2 separate regions of the Homo sapiens genome follow, and region 2 is linked to region 1. The links are chromatin loops, found by intact Hi-C in ENCODE. Cell type or tissue: HCT116. All regions are shown on one strand. Each heading gives the region's core, and the rest is flanking DNA. Links, peaks and the distances in the headings are about the cores only. Region 1 overlaps ISCA1 (iron-sulfur cluster assembly 1). Region 2 has its middle 83 kb from the start of AGTPBP1.

Region 1 (4,399 bases), core at 149-4,148:
CATGATCATGGCTTACTGCAGCTTCAAACTCCTGGGCTCAAGCAATCCTTTCACCTCAGCCTCCCAAGTAACTGGGACTACAGGCACATGTCACCTTGACTGCTAATTTTTTTTTTTTAATTTATTGTAGAGACAGGGTCTTGCTCTGTTGCACAGGCTGGTCTCAAACTCCTGGCCTCAAGCCGTCCTCCCACCTTGGCCTCCCAAAGTGCTGGCATTACAGGCATGAGCCACCACACCTGGCCTACAAATATATATTTGTATATTATATGTATTTTGGATGTGTATATACACATATACACAAATAAGAAAAGACAAAAGAGAATGCTTTTGTCTTTTCTTATTTTGACACTCTAATGCCAGCCATGGCTGTTAAAGAATGATTTTAATAAAATACACTGTACTTGTTCACTGGCTCTATTTATTTACCATCTTTTGTTCCCCCAGAAAATTGATATGTTGACATTAAAATGCCATGTTTGTAGAGAAATTAAGTTGTAGTTGTTGGCACATGTTTAGTATGCATAATCACAGAGTTAACTTTAGCTTTGAATTTAATTTAATTTTCTTAAACAGCAAAAAATGAAAATTGCCTGGGGAGTTACTTAAAGAAATACAGGATTGAGAATGAAAAGTTTCTCCTACAAGGATTAGAAAGCGTGTTGCTATGAAGTAGTGATAAAACATTCATCTACAATGCCTTTTCCCTTAATTTTAACAGCGGAAACATCTTGGAAATATATTTATTTTTCAATTAGGCCAAAATACCTTACCTCAAAGATAACCTCTCACTTTAAAAGTCATATTCCTGTGATTTGCATGTGAGTAAAAACCATCATATTTTAGTGGGCTTCAGGAAGCTCTTAAATTTTAAAACATGGGCCAAATCTCAGGTAAGCTATATTCATTAATAGTACATAAATTTCTTGAGAATTACATGTTTCTTAGTTGTTCTGGGAAGTGCACTGGTACTGGCAGGCTGCTAGGCCCTGCAGCATGCTGTGTAGTTGAAGATTTTATGCTGTTTCTCACATGAATTTTACCTAAGCACAAAGTTGCCAGAGTATGTAGACTTAAAGCAGGGTAGGATTCTTAGCCTCTCCCTGGTACTGAGACACAAAAAGTACCTCTTATAGCTCGATTTTTTTTAAGTCCCAACTCTTCCCTTTTAACCACTCTCCCTTGTTCTGAAAATCAGATCAGTCACTTTGAAAGTTCTAAGAACCTTTTCCCTTGGTTGAGTACTGACCTGGGTTGTCCATCATTAGTAACACCCTCCCAGTGGAGTAGGTTTGGTTTTGGCCTGGCACAGGAAAATTAAGACATATTTTAGTTCCTGTAACAGCAGCTTCCCAGGCACACAGGTTCCTGTTGAATGTTACTTTTCCCTTAAAGAGTCCTTCAGTATGAGATGTGAACATCAGCAACTTGGTGATAAGTAGACCAATCCCCACGAATTGCTTTCATTTACTGTATTTAAGTGTTTCCTGCTAAAAGTTGAGAAAATAAGAAAATAGATGACTTTGTAAAACCAAATTAGATAATTTAGAAAACCACTTGGAGATAAAAAAAATTATATATTTGGGGCTGGTAAACGGAGTAGTGTGACAGACACATTTGTTTTGTTTAGATCATGCAGTGGTGTGCCCATCTGTGCCTTTGATCCACTCAGATTAAACCAAGACCACGTTTCAGATTTTAGTTCCCGCGGATATTTTCCATGGCTATGCCTTTTTTTTTTTTTTTTTTTTTTTTTTGAGACAGAGTCTCACTCTGTTTCCCAGGCTGGAGTGCAGTGGCATGATCTCGGCTTACTGCAGCCTCCGCCTCCTGGGTTCAAGCGATTCTCATGCGTCAGCCTCCGGAGTAGCTGGGATTACAGGCGCATGCCATCATCCTCAGCTAATGTTTGTATTTTTAATAGAGACGGGGTTTCACCATGTTGGCCAGGCTGGTCTCAAACTCCTGACTTCAAGTGATCCTTCCACCTTGGCTGACCTCAAGTGATACTTCCACCTCGGCCTCCCAAAGTGTTGGGAATATAGGCATGAGGCACCAGGCCCAGCCAGGCTATGCCTTTTTAAAATAAACTTACAGAAAGCTATTTTTATTTGACAGTAAGTGATTAATTTCTTCAGCATGCACATAGGAAAATATGGTGAAAATTTACATGTGGTTGATAAGAAAGCTAGCTTTTATTGACAATCACTTAGAACAGGGGTCCCCAGTCCCTGCGCTACAGACTGGTACTGGTCCATGGCCTGTTAGGAACAGGGCCTCACAGCAGGAGGTGAGAGCAGCAGGCAAGCCAAGCATTACCACCTAAGCGAGCTCCACCTCCTGTCAGATCATCAGGGGCATTAGATTCTCATAGGAGCACAAACCCTAGTCTGAACTGCAGGTGTGAGGGGCTAGTTTGTGCACTCCTTATGAGAATGATGCCTGATGATCTGTCACTGTCTCTCATCACCCCTAGATGGGGCCATCTAGTTGCAGAAAAACAAGCTCAGGGCTCCCACTGATTGTATATTTTGATGAGTTATATAATTATTTCATTATATATTACAATGTAATAATAGAAATAAAGTGCACAATAAATGTAATGCATTTGAATCATTCAGAAACCATTCCCCTTATCCGTGGAAAAATTGTCTTCCACGAAACCAGTCCTTGATGCCAAAAACATTTGGGACCACTGCTTTAGAAGGGTAATGAGCACTTTAAAAAATAATAACTATTTCTGTAACTATTTAAAGTTGGTATTCTGTGACTCAAAAAACAAAAACAAAACCATAATCCTGCTCTTCCCTGTTTTCTCCTTCCACCCTGTGTGCTACTTCCTGCGTTGGAGGACTGCATGCCTCCTTTTCTGACAGAACCATGGGAAACCATGGGCCTTTAGAGGCCCACCTACTGGTAGTGGTTTGTTTTTTTACAGTGACATGTAATAAGAAATGTATATACACAGATACTATATATTAATAACTGAATTAAAAGTTTTACTAAACAACATTCACGTTTTTAAGTGCAGTGCATTGTTTTCTATTTAAAATGTTTAAGACATGTTGGTCTTCACATTCCAAATTGCTTTCATGCCCTTCTAAACTGGGTCTGTACTGTGTTTAAGCATGCTCATCTAGCTGAGCCCCAACCCCGACAGGGCAGGAGAGCACACTCTAGGGCCATCCATTGGGCTGGCTCTTCCAGGTGTCAGTCCTGGCCTCAGTTTACTACCAAGTCTTAGGTCGTAATATCCAGACTTTGAGACTTCACAAGCAGTCTCAAAGACTTTACTGTACAGTAAAATGTCAGTACAAGGGACTGGAGGGCCTGCAGAGCACTGCCAGCTAGAGGAGCTGATAAAGTAGGAAGGACGCACATAATGTCTTCATTATGATGTACTCTCATAATCATAATAATACTTGGTATTTTTGTGCCTGGCACTGTCCTGAATGCTTTCCATGAGTTTAAATATTTAATCCTCACAAGAATCAGGAGGAGGAGGAACTGTTATCCCTGTTTCACCAGTAAGGGAATAGAAGTCAGAGAAGCCACTTAGGGTGACTGCCCTGGAGGCACAGCTAGGAAGTGGGCCAGGAATGTCGGGGAACAGTCTCCTTCCCAAAGAAGTGGGGTTGGCAACACCGACCTATTTCACACAAACTGTGATGTTTTTCTCATTTTGAGGCCCGCTGAGCTATGTTAAAACAGCATTTCTCTGGGAAACAGCTCCTCCTTGTTCTTATTTCTGTCATTGACTAGCTTAGTTTTGTTCATCTAGATCTCCTGAGATGTTGGTTTAATCCACGTTGAAAAAAATCTATGTGAGCATTTGGTGGGACTGGTGCAAGAAGCACACCCTGGGTTATTTTATGCTGGTAACACTGTTTCCTCAAGCTATGCATTTTGATGGATTAGAAATGGATTGTGAGTAAGAAAAAAAAAAGCAGTAGGATTAATAATCAACAGGAAAAACACCTGAAGGTTGGCCTTCCCAGTGAGATACTTGATTCCTTCATTGGCTCTTTGTCGTAGGCAACATGCTGGTTCCTGGGCATAGAGTTGGTGCACAAAATAGATGCTGCCCAGAAAAATAGCATTTGTAATGTGAGTGAATAGCACCATAGAGAGAAGGACAGGGAACCAACCTGGACTGAGGAGCAAGATTAAAAGGATGTTGCTAGCAGATTTTTTTTTTAAATAAAGAGGATATTTTGAATTAGGTATAGTTTATGTGTTTCTATATAAAGTCCATAAGGTACCCTGGCAAGAATGGAACATAAATTTGTCACATGAATTTGCTAAAGACAGACTTACGAAGACTGATAAATATGAGGCTTTGAATAACAAGTTTTGTAGCTAAAAACATCATTTTCTTTTTTCAGACACCTTCAGCAGT
Region 2 (4,399 bases), core at 217-4,216, 450 kb after region 1:
TTTCCTATTTTGAAAAATGGACAGAACCATGGAAGCTGGGAACCATGTTATCTCAGGAACAACTGAAGGACCATTCATTTGCTCACTAGCTTGCAAACTCCACCCAAGCAAGCAGTAACTAGGTGTGTCCTGTCCTCCACTATTCCCACGACATACAATCTTCACACAATAGTTTCTGAATGAAAAGCGGGGAAATGTAAATCTGAACTCAATACATGTACATATAACATGTATACATGTACATGCCTACATTCCTTAAACATTAATAAATATGCTAATTTGTTGGTTTTTTTAAAAACCTATACTCCAAACACAAGAGATGAAGTAATTTTTTCTTTCAAGAACTACTGACCGACAAAGGGAGAAAAACTCAGTAAAAGATAACTTAAGTTTTATTTCTGAAACAAGTTTATTTTCAGTCTCTAAATTGACAACCAGATCCACCGAGTTCTATTTAATAAATATAACAAATTAAAATACACTTTAACCGAAGGAGAAAGGAAGAGGAGCCAAGAAGGGTATGAATTGTGAGCAGGAAGCAATATGAAAGGGGAGGGTAGAAAGAAGGAAGTAAGAGACGCAAGTGGGATCTTTTTTTTTTTTTTTTTTTTGAGACGGAGTCTCGCTCTGTCCCCCAGGCTGGAGTGCAATGGCGCGATCTTGGCTCACTGCAAGCTCCGCCCCCTGGGTTCACGCCATTCTCCTGCCTCAGCCTCCCGAGTAGCTGGGACTACAGGCACCCGCCACAACGCCCGGCTAATTTTTTTGTATATTCAGTAGAGACGAGGTTTCACCGTGTTAGCCAGGATGGTCTCGATCTCCTGACCTCGTGATCCACCCGCCTCGGCCTCCCAAAGTGCTGGGATTACAGGCGTGAGCCACCGCACCCGGCCTATATCCAAAAATATTTCAAAGAGAAGTAGGTGGACTTAGGAATTGAATCAGAGAAGGAAAGCTCCTGATTTCATGCTCAAATTATATTGCCATAATTCCTCTTTACTCAGATACTGTCACATCACTATTTCTTTAAAAAATAATCATTTCAGTTTCATTATTTCCATCATGACGCTTTTTAAACAACCCAGTTCATTTAAAGTCCTGTAAGTCATAGTAAAACTTTCATTAAATTTTTCCAATGTTAGGCTATAAGTTAGCACTATGGTTCTTGAATGCAGATGCAAATCACCTGGTAGCTTTATAAAAAAGAAAGTGCCAATGCCCAGGTACCATCTCAGACCAATTAAATCAGAATCCCTGTGAAGTAGGACCCAGAAATCAGTATTTTTAAAAAGCTTCCCACGTGTACTAATTGTGTGGCAGCAAGCATGGACATCACTGCTTCATACAGAGATTCTAAAGAAATATGTCAAACAAATGCACTTTACTTGTGAGTGGGACATTATGTAAGACATACTGTAATTTAAGATCATTTGTAACATCCTTCCAAAATTTTTTCAGCATTGATATCAGATATGAAGTATTTTGATCAAGTTTATCAAGAGTGATAGTGAAGTGTATATACTTCTATTCTGCTTGATATTTTACAAAGAAGCATGTATTATTTTTGTAACTCTTTGATAAAAGATGAAAACATTCAATAATTGTATTCCATAAGATAAAGGAGCTCAAAACATCAGTCTGAATTTTATCCAGAAGAGATAAACTGTACTGAATTATCTAATAAGACCATAAGCTACCATATATAGTTTCTTCTTAAAAAAACAAAAACAAAAACAATTTCTTCAACCATGCAGGAATGCCAGGACAGGGGCTATAAAGATGCAAGATTTGCTGCCTCCTGTAGGCTGCTATTTGAATGACTAAAGCCATCTTACTTTCCTAGCTGCTAGGAAATTCCCTCCTCTGGCAGGATCTCCAGGAAGATTCTACTAAATATGGTTTTTAGGGGAAGAAGACATCCAAGAATAGGACAGGCATGGTGGCTCACGCCTGTAATTCTAGCACTTTGGGAGGCCAAAGCAGGCAGATCTCTTGAGCCCAAGAGTTCAAGACCAGCCTGGGCAACATGGTGAAACCCTGTCTCTACAAAAAAATACAAAAATTAGCCAGGTGTGGTGGCAGGTGCCTGTTAGTCCCAGCTACTCGGGAGGCTGGGGTAGGAGGATCACTTGAGCCCATGAGGTTGAGGCTGCAGTGAGCTGTGATTATGCCACTGCACTCCAGCCTGGCTGACAGAGGTAAGACCCTGTCTCCAAAAAAAAAAAAAAAAAAAAAAAAAAAAGAATAGTCACTGCAATATTATTTAATAATAGTTAAAACCTAGAAACAGCCTAAATGTCCAACAATGGAATATTAAATAACTATAAACACATTCATAAGACAAATTACCATATAAACATGAAGAGTCAAGTATGAAAAATATTTAATCATGTGCGAAAATATTCAAAATATAAATATTAAGTGAAATATAAAATGCAAAACTGTGTGTAGGGTTGCAAGTACATATTTTTAAAAAATTATATGGGCCAGGCACGGTGGCTTACGCCTGTAATCCCAGCACTTTGGGAGGCCGAGATGGGAGGATCACGAGGTCAGGAGATTGAGACCATAATGGCTAACACGGTGAAACTCTGTCTCTACTAAAAATACAAAAAATTAGCTGGGCATGGTGGCAGGCGCGTGTAGTCCCAGCTACTTGGGAGGCTGAGGCAGCAGAATGGCGTGAACCTGGGAGGCGGAGCTTGCAGCGAGCCCAGATCGCGCCACTGCACTCCAGCCTGGGTGACAGAGCAAGACTCCGTCTCAAAAAAAATAAATAAATAAATAAATAAATAAATTATATGTACCTAGAAAAATAATTCTGGAAGGAAACCCACCAAAAAGAGATGTTGGTATTTCTAGGCTCTAGAATTAAAGATAATCTTTTAACTTTCTTCCTTACACTTTCCTGTTTTGAAAATACTCTTGATGAACATGTTAGCTTTTAAACTAGAAAAGCATAAATTGTTATTCTTTAAAATATTTGCAGTTTGAGCCTCCCATTCTAACCTTCTCCCATTTCCAACAAATGGGTATTGGTTAATGAAATTAACAGGCTACTAATGCAGAAAGTCAGACCTTGAGGAACACAACAAAACAAACAGGTAAATGTCAATATCAAAAAACAAAAATATAAACTCTCAACTTTAAAAAAAGAAGTATGTGTGCTGGGACAAAAATCAAAGAAAAGAAAGGCAAGTTCTGGGTCAACTTTGATAAACACTTAAAGCAAAAGCCACCTCCAATCTCATGGTAGAGCTGAGAGGAAAAAAGATACAAAAACAAATTTAGCCTATATCACAGTCTCACCTGAAGTGAGTCTAGAGGGGAACGATAGGAATTCAGTATCTTGCATTACAAATTAATAACTTCACCTTACCAACCAGTCTGAACTACTTTTTCATCTGAGTGATTTAAGAGAGATTAATAGGCTGGGAGCAGTGGCTCACGCCTGTAATCCCAGCACTTTGAGAGGCTGAGGCAGGCGGATCACGAGGTCAGGAGTTCGAGACCAGCCTGACCAACATGGTGAAATCCTGTCTCTACTAAAAATACAAAAATTAGCCAGGCATGGTGGTGCGCACCTGTAATACTAGCTACTCGGGAGGCTAAGGCAGGAGAATCACTTGAACCCAGGAGGCAGAGGTTGCAGTGAGCCAAGATCGCACCACTACACTCTAGCCTGGGTGATGGAGTGAGACTCCATCTCAAAAAAAAAAGAGAGGGATTAATAATAAAGCTGTTCAATTTAAAAGTAAAAATAAATTCATTTTGCTTCTACATCTGTTTTTAAAGATTCCTTGGAATATATCCAGAAACTTAAAGCATTAAAGCATGTCTGTCTGCGAATGAAGGCAACTGATTAAGCGGGCTACTTTACCTGTGTTTCCTTTTTCATCTTTTCGGATGTGAAGATCTTTCATGGATGTCTCCAATTCTAGAAGATCTCTTAGGTCTTCCTTGTACACTTCTATATAAGATACTTTCACATTAAAGTCAATGCTAGGATGTTCAGAGATGCTTTGAAATATTTCTTGAATAGCTCGAAGAATGATACCCTTTTGGCCCTCCACAACTGAAGCTGAAAATTTAGAAAAAGAAAGCATATCTGGAACTTAAAACAAAAGAAAAGTTACAACCCCAAATTTATAGTTAATTTATTTTATCACATTTCTATATATTATAACTTTTTTTTTGGCGGGGGGATGGAGTCTTGCTCTGTTGCCCAGGCTGGAGCGCAGTGGTACAATCTCAGCTCACTGCAACCTCCGATTATCAAATTCAAGCAATTCTCCTGCCTCAGCCTCCTGAGTAGCTGGGATTACAGATGCCCACCACCAGACTATTATAACTCTTTTAAACCACAACTATAAAATTAACAAGTGAACGTTTTCACATG

What was found. Peaks named below come from ENCODE experiments on the same cell type or tissue, not always from the same donor. Only the 100,000 strongest peaks of a DNase experiment are listed, where the experiment ranks them.
Region 2: it touches region 1 in a loop (4-fold over the local background); 3 of 110 quality-filtered maps call a loop at or near these places.

What each region holds. Positions count from the first base shown.
Region 1 is chr9:86,274,229-86,278,627 of GRCh38, reverse strand. ISCA1 (iron-sulfur cluster assembly 1) reads left to right here. Exons shown (of 4, transcript NM_030940.4): 2 at 4,386-4,399. LOC124902194 (a long non-coding RNA gene) reads left to right here. Exons shown (of 2, transcript XR_007061634.1): 2 at 1-411. Among named protein-coding and RNA genes, the nearest start is that of ISCA1, 6.1 kb to the left of the region's middle. In HCT116, for the core only: a CTCF peak has its summit at 2,464; no DNase peak of the experiment used is centred there.
Region 2 is chr9:85,822,562-85,826,960 of GRCh38, reverse strand. It overlaps the pseudogene LOC389765. Among named protein-coding and RNA genes, the nearest start is that of AGTPBP1, 83 kb to the right of the region's middle. In HCT116, for the core only: a CTCF peak has its summit at 1,789; a DNase peak (open chromatin) is centred at 1,808.